Regions from separate parts of the Homo sapiens genome. Here region 1 is linked to region 2. The links are chromatin contacts, found by POLR2A ChIA-PET in ENCODE. All regions are on one chromosome and are shown on one strand. Each heading gives the region's core, a stretch centred on a gene start or an enhancer-like site at or near the end of the contact. The rest is flanking DNA. Distances are from core to core; before and after follow the strand shown.

Region 1 (6,215 bases), core at 1,665-4,164, 70 kb after region 2:
AAACTCTGTCTCTACTAAAAATGCAAAATTAGCCGGGCAGGCATGGTAGTGTGCACTGGTAATCAAGCTACTCGGGAGGCTGAGGCAGGAGAATCACTAGATCCTGGGAGGCAAAGGTTGTAGTGAGCTGAGATCTCCAGCCTGGGTGACAGAACAAGACTCTTACTCAAAAAACAACAAAACAAAACAGAACAAAAAACAGCAAAATAAAGTTGCTTGACAGGGATTCTCACTGGTTTATAGAAATAACATTGATTAGTGATTGGCTATAACTGTTGAACTATAGGGTATGAGTTATGGTGTCCAGTGTATGGCATTTTATGGCTACTTGGCATCAGTGAGTCTAGAGCCCATGTAGCAAGTGGCTTCGAGAGCTAAGTATTTAGCTCAAGGGGGTGGTGAAATGTAACTGCTGTCATATGGTGCCACATTTCAGTGCCTCATTGGGCCTGATAATTAAAGGGGGCTCACATCCCTCTGATAAAAAGTTTGTTTGTTTTCTTTTTCCCCTCAGCCTAGGTTCACTGGTCTTTAGGAGTCCAGGGCCCAGCACAAGGCCAGGCACTGTGGTGGCTTCAGGAAGCCTTGTGGATTGAACAGAATGATCCCTCAGCAGGCTGGAGGCTGGTGGCTATAATGGTGTGCTTGCCTGCACTTCCAGCCCGTGAGAATTTATTTCAGAGACAGTTTACCATTGTAGGCCAGTTAGTAAGCCTGTGTATAAACACTTGTTATAAAGCTTGTGAAATATTTCAGCTTTGTTTACTAGCTCTGGCACAGGCTTCCTTACAGCCTAAAAATCCCCCTGAGCCTTGGGAGCTGTGTGGACGTATGTGAAACCTAGGACAGGACTCAGAATGCTGCATGTGAACAATGGAAAAAACCAAAGCAGCCGCATTCAGGGGGCATCAAAAAGCACTGGGCTACTTAAGTTCTGCTCTAAGCTGCACTCTGCCATTCACACGCTGTGTAGCCTAGAGAGTCATTTTGCCACTCTGGGCTATAACTTCCTCATCTACAGAATAAGGCCTGTTACGGACAAATGTCTGTGTCCCCCAAAATTAATATGTTGAAATTCTTTTTTTAATATATTTTTAAGATAAAACATTTTTACTTAAAAATTTATGTAGAGATGAGGTCTTGCCATATTGCCCACCCATATGTTGAATCTCTAACCTCCAAGGTGATAGCATTAGAAGATGGGAACTTTGGGAGGTGATTAGGCCATGAGAGTGGAGCGCCCCCCATGAATGGGGGATTAGTGCCCTTATGAAAGGGATGCCAGAGAGCTTTCTTGCCTTGTTTCCTCCATGTGAGGATGCAAGGAGGAGAAGGCAGTTTGTAATCCAGAATGGGGCCCTCACCAGATCCTGACCATCCTAGCAGCCTGATCGTGGACTTCCAACCTAAAAATTAGTGAGAAATAAATTTCTATGGCTTATAAGCCACCAGTCTATGGTATTTTTTCTAAAAAAAAAAAAAAAAAAAAAAAAAATAGCAGCCAGAACTAAAACAAGGGCCTTGGAGTAGATTTCACCATTTCTTCAACAAACGTATTTGTCTTCAGGTCCTTGTGACACACTGGCTCCCCTTGGCAGGGAAATGATGAAAGACAGAGCGGTCCTTGGGAGGTCACAGCCTGGAAAATGAAATAGGCTCACACCCACATAGTCCCTTGATGGAGAGAAGAGGAATTAACATTTAATAAGCACCAAGTGCATACCAGGCAATTTATACTCAGTATCTAATTAAATACCTCATGTAAGGTAGACATTATTATCTCCATTTTATAGCTGTAAAAACTGAGGCTTAAGAGGCTAAGTGACCTATTCGCACTCATGAAGCTAGCAAATAGCAGAGATGGCATTTAAGTCCAGGTTCGTCTGGTTCTAAAGACTGAAATGGTTCCTACCCAACCCGAACAGTTTGTAACTCCATGATTTAAAAAAAAATTAAAAAGATTAAGTCAGGAGAACACATGACCATTTCCTTCCTTAGATCTGAGCTTTTAATAATTTAAATTTTATTTATTTATTTAAAGACAGGGTCTTCCTCTGTTGCCCAGGCTGTAGTGCAGTGGCACAATCATGGCCCACAGAAGCCTTGACCTCCAGGGCCCAAGCGATCCTCCTACCTCAGCTTCCCCAGTAGCTGGGACCACAGGCGAATGCCACCACACCTGGCTAATCTTTTAACTTTATGTAGAGACAGTAAAGATATAAACAACTAAATATGATGATTTCAGTTTATTATAAGTTCTAGGAGAAATATAAGCTAGAAGTACTGTGGTGTGATTGAGGGGTCTATGTAAGTTAAGGTAGTCAGAAATGGCCTCCATGAGGAGGTGAAATTTGAGCAGAGATGAAAAGATTGAGAAGGACCTTGCCATGCAATGATGTAGGAAAAGTGCTTCCCAGGCTTCAGGAACAGCAGGTGCAAAGATCCTGAGGCAGGAATAAGCTTGACTATTTCAGGGACAGAAAGGAGACAGTGTGGCTAGAGCAGATTAAAGACATGGAAAGCGGCAGATAAGAGGGAGGTGGGATCACACGGGGGCATGGCATGGAATTTAGAGAGCAACAGAGAGTCACCGATGGGATGTAAGCAGGTGGCAATATCTACATATGCAGTGAGGGAGTGAATGCAAGAAAGACCTAGATGGCTCCCACAGAGACACCTGGTATAGGAGGCAAAACGCCATCTTTGGAGGGTTCCTGTAATTAGTCAGTATGACCTTGGACTAATCACTTTACCCTCCAGAGACTGTGGCTTTAAGATTAAATGAGATAATGCATGTCAAGCTGCTGGCATAGTACCCAGACCTAATCCTCAGGCAACAAATGTTACTTCCTTTTTCCCTTCTCCCCACTGGCCTGTGAGCTTGCCAAGCACAGGATCTTTGTTAATGGTGCCTGAATCTGCCCACACCCTCAGCACCAGGCACAGAGCCCAGTGAACAAACAATAAACATATGCGGACTCTTGAGGTTGCCTTTGCAATATTTCACATATCTGTTCCTTCAGTTTCATCCTTTCTGCCAGAAACCTCCCTCAGAGCATCATCTTCTCTCATGGAAGCTATGCCAACGGCCACCTACTGGTAGTCCCCTTCAGGGAAGGGCTTGTTCCCTTCCAGCTGTCCTGAGCATGGTATGAGATTTGTCTTTGTAAAACACAGCTCAGACCATGCCTCTGTCCTGCTCGGAAGGCTTTGTGACCCCTGCGACTGGCCCTCTTCACCGCTGCTCTTTAGGCTGGTGTTTGAGGCTCACTACAGTCCACCCCTGGCTGTCCTTGCTATGTTCTCTCTCTCTGTCCCCCTCTAACCCTCTGCCCCACACCCCCCAAGCCACAGTTCCTTAGGCTTTGACATCATTGTGCCTCTGCTCACAATGTTCCCCTGCCTGGAGCAGCCTCCCGTGAGTATCACACACCCCATATTCCAAGGTCCTTCCTGCACCTAAATTTTCACAGCACTTCACATTCCTGCTCCCTGTGCACTTGCTGCTTTGAACCTTGTGTTTACCTGCGCGCATGACGGAGCGGGCACTCAGTAAACGTGATAACGAATGCATGTCCTCACTGTAAGGGCAGGGACATGTCTACATGTCTCCTCCATCTCTGAACCTCTCATCTCTCTCACATACCTATGTTTTCTTGAACACAGCAGGAACATAACACATATTTGAGAGACGCATCAGTCACCTCGTCTTGTCTGTTCTAATTTGTAAAGGTGTTTTGAATGAGTCTCCTATTTCCCTTAAGCCAGGCCACATCAACTTTCACTTGGACTGTGACAACAGCCTCTTAACAGTCTCCCCTCTTTCCATCTAAGCCCCACACAGATGACCAGAGCCATTTTTCTAAAATGAAAATCGGGTCATGTCTTTCCTCTGCTGACAACCTGTCATGAGTTCCCCAGTGCCACAAGAAAAAGCCTCAGCCTCCCTCTACAGCCTGATATCTTTTGTTTCCCCTCTTCCCCATCTCCCCCGAGGCACCTCCTTGCATTCCTCCTGAACTACCTATAATGCCACAGTAGCCCTACACTGTTTCAGACCTCTCTGTCTAGGAAACTACTGCTTCCTTTTCTTCAAATGAAACCCCCTCCTCCACTCCCTGCTCCCATCATCTGACAAGCAGGTGTCCATGCCTCCCAACCCAGTTCTGATGAAAACTTGCTCTGTGAAGGAGGAGATGGCTGACCCAGGAAGAGAAACCCGCACTAACCACACATTCACCCGATAAATGTTATTGGGCATTCTCTATGCTCCAGACACTCCCTTTAGGCAGTGCTTGTATGGTCAGGTTGCTATGGTTGCAGCCATCCCCCATATGGATATGAATGGGGTTCAAACCTGCCTCATTTCCAAGTCTGGGAGCCCTGAGGTCAGGGGCTACCATGACTCTCATCACTGAGTCCTCACACAGTGCCAGCCTGTGGGAGAACTGAAAATGAACCCCATTGTATACAGGGGAGAGGGAGGGAGGAGGTCAAGTGAGAACCAGAGTGGGACAGCTGCCAAGGTCCCACCCAGGCTGACAGGATCTCTCACATCTTATCTTACAGCCCAGGATCCTATTGATCACTAGCAAAAAGATAATTCAGCTTCTGCTGTTCTGAGGCTCCTGTGCCCTGGCTTCCATTCTCAGTGGCAAAATCCTCGGGAAATTCCCTACAACCCCCAAATTGTTGGATCAATGAACAGGTTATACAGGCTGCTGACAGCCCAGCACAGTGCAAAATGCATCTTTGTTACCATCAGGGTGGCAGGAAATAAGTTCTGGCCCTGGCTTCAAATGTGCAAACTCAATGTGTCTGTTCTTCTCTTTAAAAAAGCTTTGCCGGTGGCTGCTTTGTGCTTGGCACTGGGGACAAAGGGATAAACTAGACCGGAATCCTGCCCTGGAGAAGCGCCCCGTCTGGGGAAGCAGGCCAGTGTGTTCAAAGACACTGCCCTGAATGAGAAAGTCACTGCATGGCTAAGTCCCAAAGAGCAAGTCTCCAAATTTCCTTTTTTTAACTATTTAAAAGAAGTAAATGGAGATTTTCACTGGATGGGATAGCTTGAACAACTTTTTAAGATTTCTAGCTGCCTTTAGCTGACTGGTCTTTACTTTATCTTCAGGATAGTATTTTGAGGAATGCTCACTGGGCTCAGTTTGTGCTTGGTTCCCAGCTGCTGCAACTAGAGGGACCTGGAGTAGACAGAAGGGACCCTCTGCTAGGAGCGGGGAGTCAGTACCAGCAGACAATGGCTCCATCCAGCGGGCAGAGGGAGACTGGAGGTACAAGGGGACACACTGGGGTCAGAAGGGAGAAGACTGAGGGACAGAGAGAGAGGGGAGTTTGCTGGGGAGTGGCAGAGAGCAGGAAAGCCTTAGGGACAGAGGGGGAAATGCAGGGGCCGGAAAAGAATATGTCTAGAAGAATCCTTAATATTCCAGAACGTATTATTCTAATGTAGATATATTCTTGAAGAATACATTCTTACTCCTGAATAAGACTATATCAGTGATGTTTCCTTTTCTTAAACATATTCATGAATAACATGTTCATAAATACATTCTGGAATGTTTATATTCTAATGACTTCATTCTTCTCACATCCTTTGGTCTCGTCTTCTCTCTGCCCCTCACTCTTTCCTCCCTGCTGCTCACTCTCCCCCCTCCCACTCTCAGCCTCCCCTTCCCTTTGACCCTCAGTCTCCTCATTTTGCAGTCAGGCAGTGGCTGGGAATGGAGTGTCCTAAAGGCTTCCTCATTTGCATTTCTCATGCCTGCACTAAGACTCTAGTAGCCAGGGTTCCTCAAGCTTCTTCCTCTAGTTCTGTGTTCCTTCCCCTTGGTGTCTCCAGCATGCTAGCCCCGGGCTCCAAAGGTGTGTGTCCTAAGAATATATTGCCTTTGGTGACTTAGCCTCATTAGTCATAGAGTGTCACTTCCACAGGATCTCCCAGATCAAAGGGCAGTGAACACAGACTCCACTTCTCAAAGGAGGAGGATCAGTTTCACACTGGGACTGGCATAGGCTGGTGCAGCCATCTTTGGAAAATACCATCTTCCTCAAGTGAATATTTAAAACCAGGTATCTGCTGTTTGCTGAATATGAATCTAAAATAAAATAATACAAAAAAAAGGTGAAAGTAAGAGTAAAGAAAGAGTTATACCTGGCAAGTATCAAGCAAAAGAATGCTGGTATAGTAATTATTTTAA
Region 2 (6,679 bases), core at 2,389-4,888:
TGGCTCCCTGCAGAAGGTGCTCACGAAAGCTTCACCTCCTCCCTCCCCATCCCCTCCTCATGCAGTCACTTCTTCTTCCATGGGTGGCCAGAGGGAACTTGTCCTCTTTCCTAATTACCACAGCCCTGTTGGCATGAAGCTGAAACTGTGACCGAGAGATGGGAGAGGAGTAAGAAAATGGCTTGTAAAATAATCTTCTCAGAGAAGTTTAAAAGTTAAAAGAAAAGGAAAACATGTTGTGTTTTCAAAAACCTGACACTGCCACACTTTCGGGTCATGCCCAAGACTTCCGGTGGGTTCTGGAGCAGGAGACCAGAGCACTGCAGATGGGCCTCTCCCTCCCCATCCACCCCCTGCTAACACTCTCCTAGACTCCCTGAACAAGGTTCCACAAGGAAGTTATTCTGCATGTTCTGAGTCACAGCCGACCAAACAATCAGAGTATCTTTTTGGCATCCAGATGCCACCTGGAGCCATAATGGAGCAGAAGATTCCAGGTCCAGGAAGGCCCCAGCATCTCTGAGTCCAGCCCTCTGCCTCCAGGTGGAGTAGCTGTCACACCCTGCAGGGCAGAGGCTGGTGCTCTCCAGGGATGGAGATGCCGCCCCATCCCTGATGCCCCCTTCAGGGTTCTCTCTCATGCCAGTCATGGAGCCCTTTCTTTTGTCCAATCTCAGCCCTTCCTTCCTTCATCCATTCATCAGATAGCCCCTGACAGCATCGCTGTGCTGGCACAGGAGTAATGCAGGGATGACGGAACAGCCCCTGTAGGTTCCCCAGTCTGTTTCACTTTGATGGCATTACCTGTTAAGCACCCAACTTCTCCACCAGCCCGGACCCAGGTGAGGCTGGAACCAGGTGAAACAGGACCCAGGTAAGGCTGGACCCAGGTAAGGTGGGACTCAGGTGGCACAGGGCATGGGAGGTACTCTCTAAATAGTTGTTCAATGTTAAAGGAATGGATGAACAAATGAATGAATAGCCAGGTCCACAGGAATACTTTGGTAACAAGATGCTTACTGCTTCAAAGGAAGCCCATTTTCCTAAAGGTTGGAGGTGACAGACCCAGGCTGAGGCAGGCATAGCTGGCCCAAGATCTCCTTCTGACATGGGAGGTGGAATCCACTGGAGAAGCCGCTGCTACCCAGAACCTTCCCATACGTGCCTGGGCTCCAAACTGGGAGCTGGCGGATTCCCCAGGCCTGGAAACCCCCAGTAGGGTTGTCTGACTCCACCCACACCCCACAAGGCTGGTCATTCTCAACCCTGTTTCTTGGAAGGAGAAACTGGCTCATGATCAGACGTTCTGGAATTCACTACAGGAAGTGGCCATTGAGTGAGAGGAAAGGCCCCTGGTTAAATGAGCCAAGAATTCTGCATTTTGATTCCCACTCCAACATTTAAAGCCATGGGATGCAGGCTCAGACGGACCTGGGTTCAACTCCAGTTCTGCTGTTTAAGAGCTGCCTGGTTTCTGGAAAGTTACTTACTTCACTGAGCCCTGGTTTCCTCTTTTGGGAAAGGGATTATAGTATCTGCCTCAACAGGTTCTTGTGAGGATTCTAAGAGGAACCTGTAGGGCTGATACTCAGCTGGCATGCAGATTCTAACTTACTGCTTGGTAAACAGCCATGACTCAGAGCCCCTTGAGTGCCTCTGCCATGCAACCCAGCATCCCCCAACCTTCCCACCATGATTCAGCAACCAAGGGGTTAATATCTAGCCCCTCAGAAGGTCCTCAAGATCCTGGCAACCCTTCTGATTGGTTGCTGCCCATACTGAACTAAATGGGTGCCAATAAATGCTCTGTAAACTACAAAGTGCTGGCTAACCCCAGATCCACACTTCCAGCTCCAATTTATCTCCTGGAGGCTCTTCACCCACCTCCCGGCCCTTCCACCTTCATACTTCATGCAAATGGCACTCTCACAACTCCCAAATTGAACTGAGTTTCTCCAGTTAAACTCATCCCAGGGACTGCCTCCACCTCTGCCTGGCAGACTCCTTCATTACCCAGTCTCTATCTGGCAGTGCTGTTTCCTCTATGTCCCCTAGCTCTGTCCCTCCTTCCTGCCCCCACCCACCTGGTGCCTTCATCATTTCTCTGCTAAATCACAACTACCTTCCCACTGGCCTCTGGACTCCAGTGTGTCCTTCCACATCATTCTCACACTGTAGACAGAATCACCTTCCAAAAGCGGGGTCTCTCATTGAGCCCTCAGTGAAACGTCAGCCACCATTGACATCCCTCAGTAATGATCATTGGAGGTTTGGTTCCTGGGGAAGGAGACTCTGAGATGAAGGTTTGCTTGCAGGAGGTTTATTGGGGGAGTACATTCAAGGTCAACACCTGGCAGGGAGTGATTGAAGCAGAATTGGCCAGAGGGATAAATTGGGTTGTGAGGCAAACCCCACAAAGGCCTCGGCCAGCCCCTCAGGGAGCTGTGGAGCTGGAAACTCTTCATAGTTGTCCCAAGTTGGGGCAAGGGGCCTGGGCTTTTATACCCCCATGTGAACCAGTCTCTGGATGCAGGCTGGCCCTGGAGGGACCATGGCATTAGGTGAGGAGGCAATGACGGTGGTGGGAGGAGTCTCACCTGCAAGCTGCCTGCCATCAGCACTCTCAGCAGCGGAGGTGTGGGGGTAGGAGGCACAGGCATTGGCAGCACATCGCAGTGCCCGCTACAAAGATGTCTTGGGTCAAGTAGGTCCTCAGGAATGTTTGTCGCATGATGAAAAGAATAACTCCCCATCACCTTCAAGGCACATTTTGAGTATCTGGTGTAGCACACAGGCTCTTCGTGATCCACCCCAAACATCCTCCCCATTCCGTCTTCCTCTCTCCCTCTCCCCACTCGCACCATATTGTGCTTCTTGCAGTTTCCCAAGCTCAACATGCTATTTCACACCTCTATGCTTTTGCACGTGTTATTTCATCTGCCTGGACTGCTTTAAATGGAAAAAAAGAAATCCTATTCTCTTCTTCCAGCCAATTCCTACTCCTTCATCAAGACTCCAGCTAAGCTCTGCCTCCCCTGGGAAACCTTCTATTAATTCCTCCAAGTCTGGTGCTCCCACCTCATGCAGAGCACAGCCATTGGGTTCTAATCTGCCCCCGGGCTCCTCCAGGCTCAGATCCACAGGGCCTGGTTACTCCATTACTTAGGATGCATTTGTGCTGGAAGAAGTCTTGGGGGATGGCAAGGGAGAAGAAATGGCAAGTGTGAAGCCTGGAAGCATGGAAGTACCCAGTATGTCGGAGAAGGCTGAGCAGCGTCTCATACTGTTCAACGCAACGGTTGTCGCCATCCTTTCCCCACTCATTCCCATCTTCACCATCATCATTGTTGTCATCAAGGCCACACTTTCTGAGTGCTGACTACATACCAGGCTCTGCGCCAAGTGTTTTAGACACACTTCCCTTTAATCCTTATTTTATCCTCACTATTAATAACCTTCAAAAGTAGGTACTATTATTATCACTGTTTTACAGATACAGAAACCGAAGTTCAAGCAGGTTAAGAGCTCTGCTCAAGGTCACACAGCTGGTTAATGATCTGTGTGACCCAAGGACACTCTCTGTTCACCACTCCAGCAGGGAGCTGGGCCACACTGATCTCATCCCTTTCCAAGCCTCCCACCCCATCACTGTCTGCCTGTCTAAGGAAACTCCTTTCCTAAATGAAAGGACATGCCACTGCGAAGATGTGGGGTGGGCCCAGCCAGGGCAGCCAAGAGACCTGGGAGGGGTGAGGGAGAACATTCTGACCACATTCGCCCTTCTAGATCCGACCAACACAGGGTTTGATTCAGCTCCAGCCACTGCATGTTGCTGGGAGATCTTGTCCCCTCTTCACGTCTGCAAATAGGGAATCTGAAGTCCCAAAAGGGAAGGGCCCCATCCAAGGTCAAGGTCACACTGACCATCAGGGGGTCAACTGAAACTACAGCTTAGACTCTGGGCTCCCAGACCAGGGCCTCGCCCACTGCCAGCCTAACTGCAGCCAAGGCTAATTTTAAGGGATAATTTGAGGGTGCTGGGAAGAGTTCCTCCTCCCCACACAAGGGTGTACCTCCCCAGGCTGCTGGTGATACCTGGAATCCCTCCAGAGGGCACAGGTCATGAGCCCTGGGTTCAGGCCCACCGTCTCCTCTCCATCCTCCCTGGGACCCTCCTGCCCGGGCTTCCTCGCCTTAGGAAATGCACAAGCAGCCAGGGGCTGGCTCTGAGGAGGCTGTGGAAGGAGGCTGCCCCCAAACCTGGGCACGCCAGGAACAGAGAGACAAACAAGAGGCAGCAGAGCCCAGTGAGAGGCTAGTAGCCACATTGGTTTTAATCAGGCTCCACGCATACCAACTGTGTGACCTTTGGGAAGATATCTAATTGCTGTGGGCCTCAGTTTTCTCAGCTATAACATGGGGATGAGAGTTACTATCTGGCAGGGTTGTTGTGGGGATTCAGTGAGGTAGATATTGCTGGTATTTGATGAGGCAGCAGGGCTGGGCACCCAGAAGGGGCTATCGGTGGCAGCTGGGATTATTATTGAGTCTGGAGTCAGACAGAGCTACAGGACTTTATGCCTGTCCAGTCCTTGCTGGACAACACTGGTTCCTCCATGATCCTGGAGTCTGGCATGAGGCCTGGCCAGGGTGCCCAGTACCTAAGGTCTATTGAATTGTTTGGAGTTCTGTGGCGGCAGAACTGACCCCAGCGGTTGGGTGATGTAGGAAGAAAGGTACAGTGTGAGGGAGAACTTCCTGCTACCTGAAGGTAGAAGGAAGCCGTGGAGATGTGGGGAGTTCTCTGGAAGTTTTCAAGCAGAAGCTGGGTGGATATTAGGCAATGATGCCATCACTGAGAGTCACGTAGATTCACTGAATTTATGCTCCTGGGGAGAAAGTCTAAGTTGGAAGGCCTCTCACAGGCCCTGAAGTCCAACCCCTCAACATATACATGGGGAGACAGGCCCAAAAAGGGAACAGACTTGCCTAAGGTGAGCCAATGCCAGATCCGGGACGAGGAGCAGGGCTCCTGTCTCTGCAGAGAGGGGACTGGTGCTATTATAACCATTTTATAAAAGGGAAGACTGAGGTCTGGGGAGAGGTAGAAACTTGCTGAGGTCACCAAGAGAGTGTGTGAGAGACCAGAATCTATGTGTCTGGCTTCAGGGTTCCCCCATGGCCACCTGGCTAGAGTAGGACCAGAAACCTGATCCCACCCCCAGCAAGGCTGGAATGAATCCTTCCTGGGCCCCTCCTGGGGCCATTGAGCAGTGTCTCCTGGCTGGAAGATACCAAAGCACGCATTAGCTCTGAAGTCTGTTTCGTCTGTGAAAACACCAGGTCCTGGAGGAGAGGCCTTCCAGGCGCTAACGACCCACCCACTGTGCATCTGAGGAGGAACCTGGGCTCAGAAAGGGGAGTGGTGGCTGCTCCAAGATCCCACGGCCACCCTGGCCAGGCCAGGCCTGGACCCCAAGGCTAGACTCTCTCAGGAGAGGGACAGAAACAGAGAGAGACAGAGATACCAGCTCAGACAGGAGAATGTGCTCACCTGGCAAAGTCAGAGCAGTAGGGAGGAAACATCTGCAACCACTTGGCAAGCACAGGCAGCTCCTGGCAGCTTTAGCTCTCCACAGTCAGGAGCCTTTGAGCACTGGGAGAGAAACAGCCTGGATTTGCTGCGTTCCGTGAGATCCCTACCGTTCTCTCAGGGGACCCTCCCACCACCAACCTCTACCTTCCCAGTCACTGCACTCAGTGACAGCAGCAGGTGCCTCTAACTCCACACAGCCTTCCTGCCTTCCTGCCTTTGCACACTCGGCTCTCTCTGCCTGGAATGCTGCCCCTCCCTTGTCCCCCTGACTCTTCCTTGCCTTGTCTTCTCAGCTGATGCTTCTCTGAGGCTTCCCAGCCCCCCACCCAACCCCCCTGCCCCCAGCCAGCCCGGCCTACTCCTTGAAGCAGATCAGATGCCATCTGCCCTGGCTTCCCCAGCCAGAGTGCCTCCTTCCCTCTGTCGCAGTGCTGGTCACACCCACAGTCACTGTCTGTGTCTGTGTCTGCCTCTGGCACTGGAGGGGAAGCCTCTGTCAGCAGGGTTGGGCTCTAACCTAAGGCAACATCCCCAATTGCAGCAAAGGGCTGACCACAGAGGACCCACAATTTCCACCCTCTCTCCCTCCCTCTGTCCCTTCCTTCCTTCCTGCCGCAAATACTGACTGAACTCCTGCTGTGTGCCAGGCACTGCTCTAGGTGCAGGAGCTACAGCAGTCAACAACACAAAGCAGTGAACAAAGTCCCTGCTCCATGACTGCCACTCTAGGAGGGGATGAGGAAGCAGACAATAGTGACAATACAATCAATAATCCAGAGAAGTTTGGGTGGCGACAGGTGCTATAAAGAAAGTAAAACCACGTTTACTGAACTCAGAACTGCAGACAGGGAAACCAGGGGTGCAGACAGGTACAGTGGGCAGGAAGCAGGGGCATGGTAAGTTCCAGACCCTCTGGGCCCCTCTGTTACCTTCCCTCTCAAGGGCTGCCAGGCGCTGGGGGAGGCAGGCATGTGGGAAGGAAGCCTTGGGGCCCCCCTGGAAGTGCCAGACGTCTCTCCCACCCACAGACATACTTCCTGGCTCTCCAGGAATTTGATTCAGCAACAGCAACTTAGCAGTTAC

What was found. ChIA-PET counts read pairs that join two places held with the same protein, here RNA polymerase II (POLR2A).
Region 1: POLR2A ChIA-PET joins it to region 2 with 15 read pairs in activated CD4-positive, alpha-beta T cell. The contact joins two enhancer-like sites. POLR2A ChIA-PET finds 5 or more read pairs at or near these places in 4 of 52 experiments (H1, MCF 10A, activated CD4-positive, alpha-beta T cell and 1 more).

Annotation. Positions count from the first base shown.
Region 1 is chr11:76,833,622-76,839,836 of GRCh38, forward strand. No RefSeq gene overlaps it. Among named protein-coding and RNA genes, the nearest start is that of ACER3, 24 kb to the right of the region's middle. RefSeq lists an enhancer at 5,346-6,215. Within about 2 kb of position 2,915, at least 7 of the 41 ENCODE cell types and tissues checked have a DNase peak (open chromatin) inside an H3K27ac peak, as active enhancers do.
Region 2 is chr11:76,762,556-76,769,234 of GRCh38, forward strand. LOC124902719 (a long non-coding RNA gene) reads right to left here. Exons shown (of 2, transcript XR_007062788.1): 1 at 5,956-6,679; 2 at 2,305-5,656. Among named protein-coding and RNA genes, the nearest start is that of TSKU-AS1, 17 kb to the right of the region's middle. Within about 2 kb of position 3,639, at least 4 of the 41 ENCODE cell types and tissues checked have a DNase peak (open chromatin) inside an H3K27ac peak, as active enhancers do.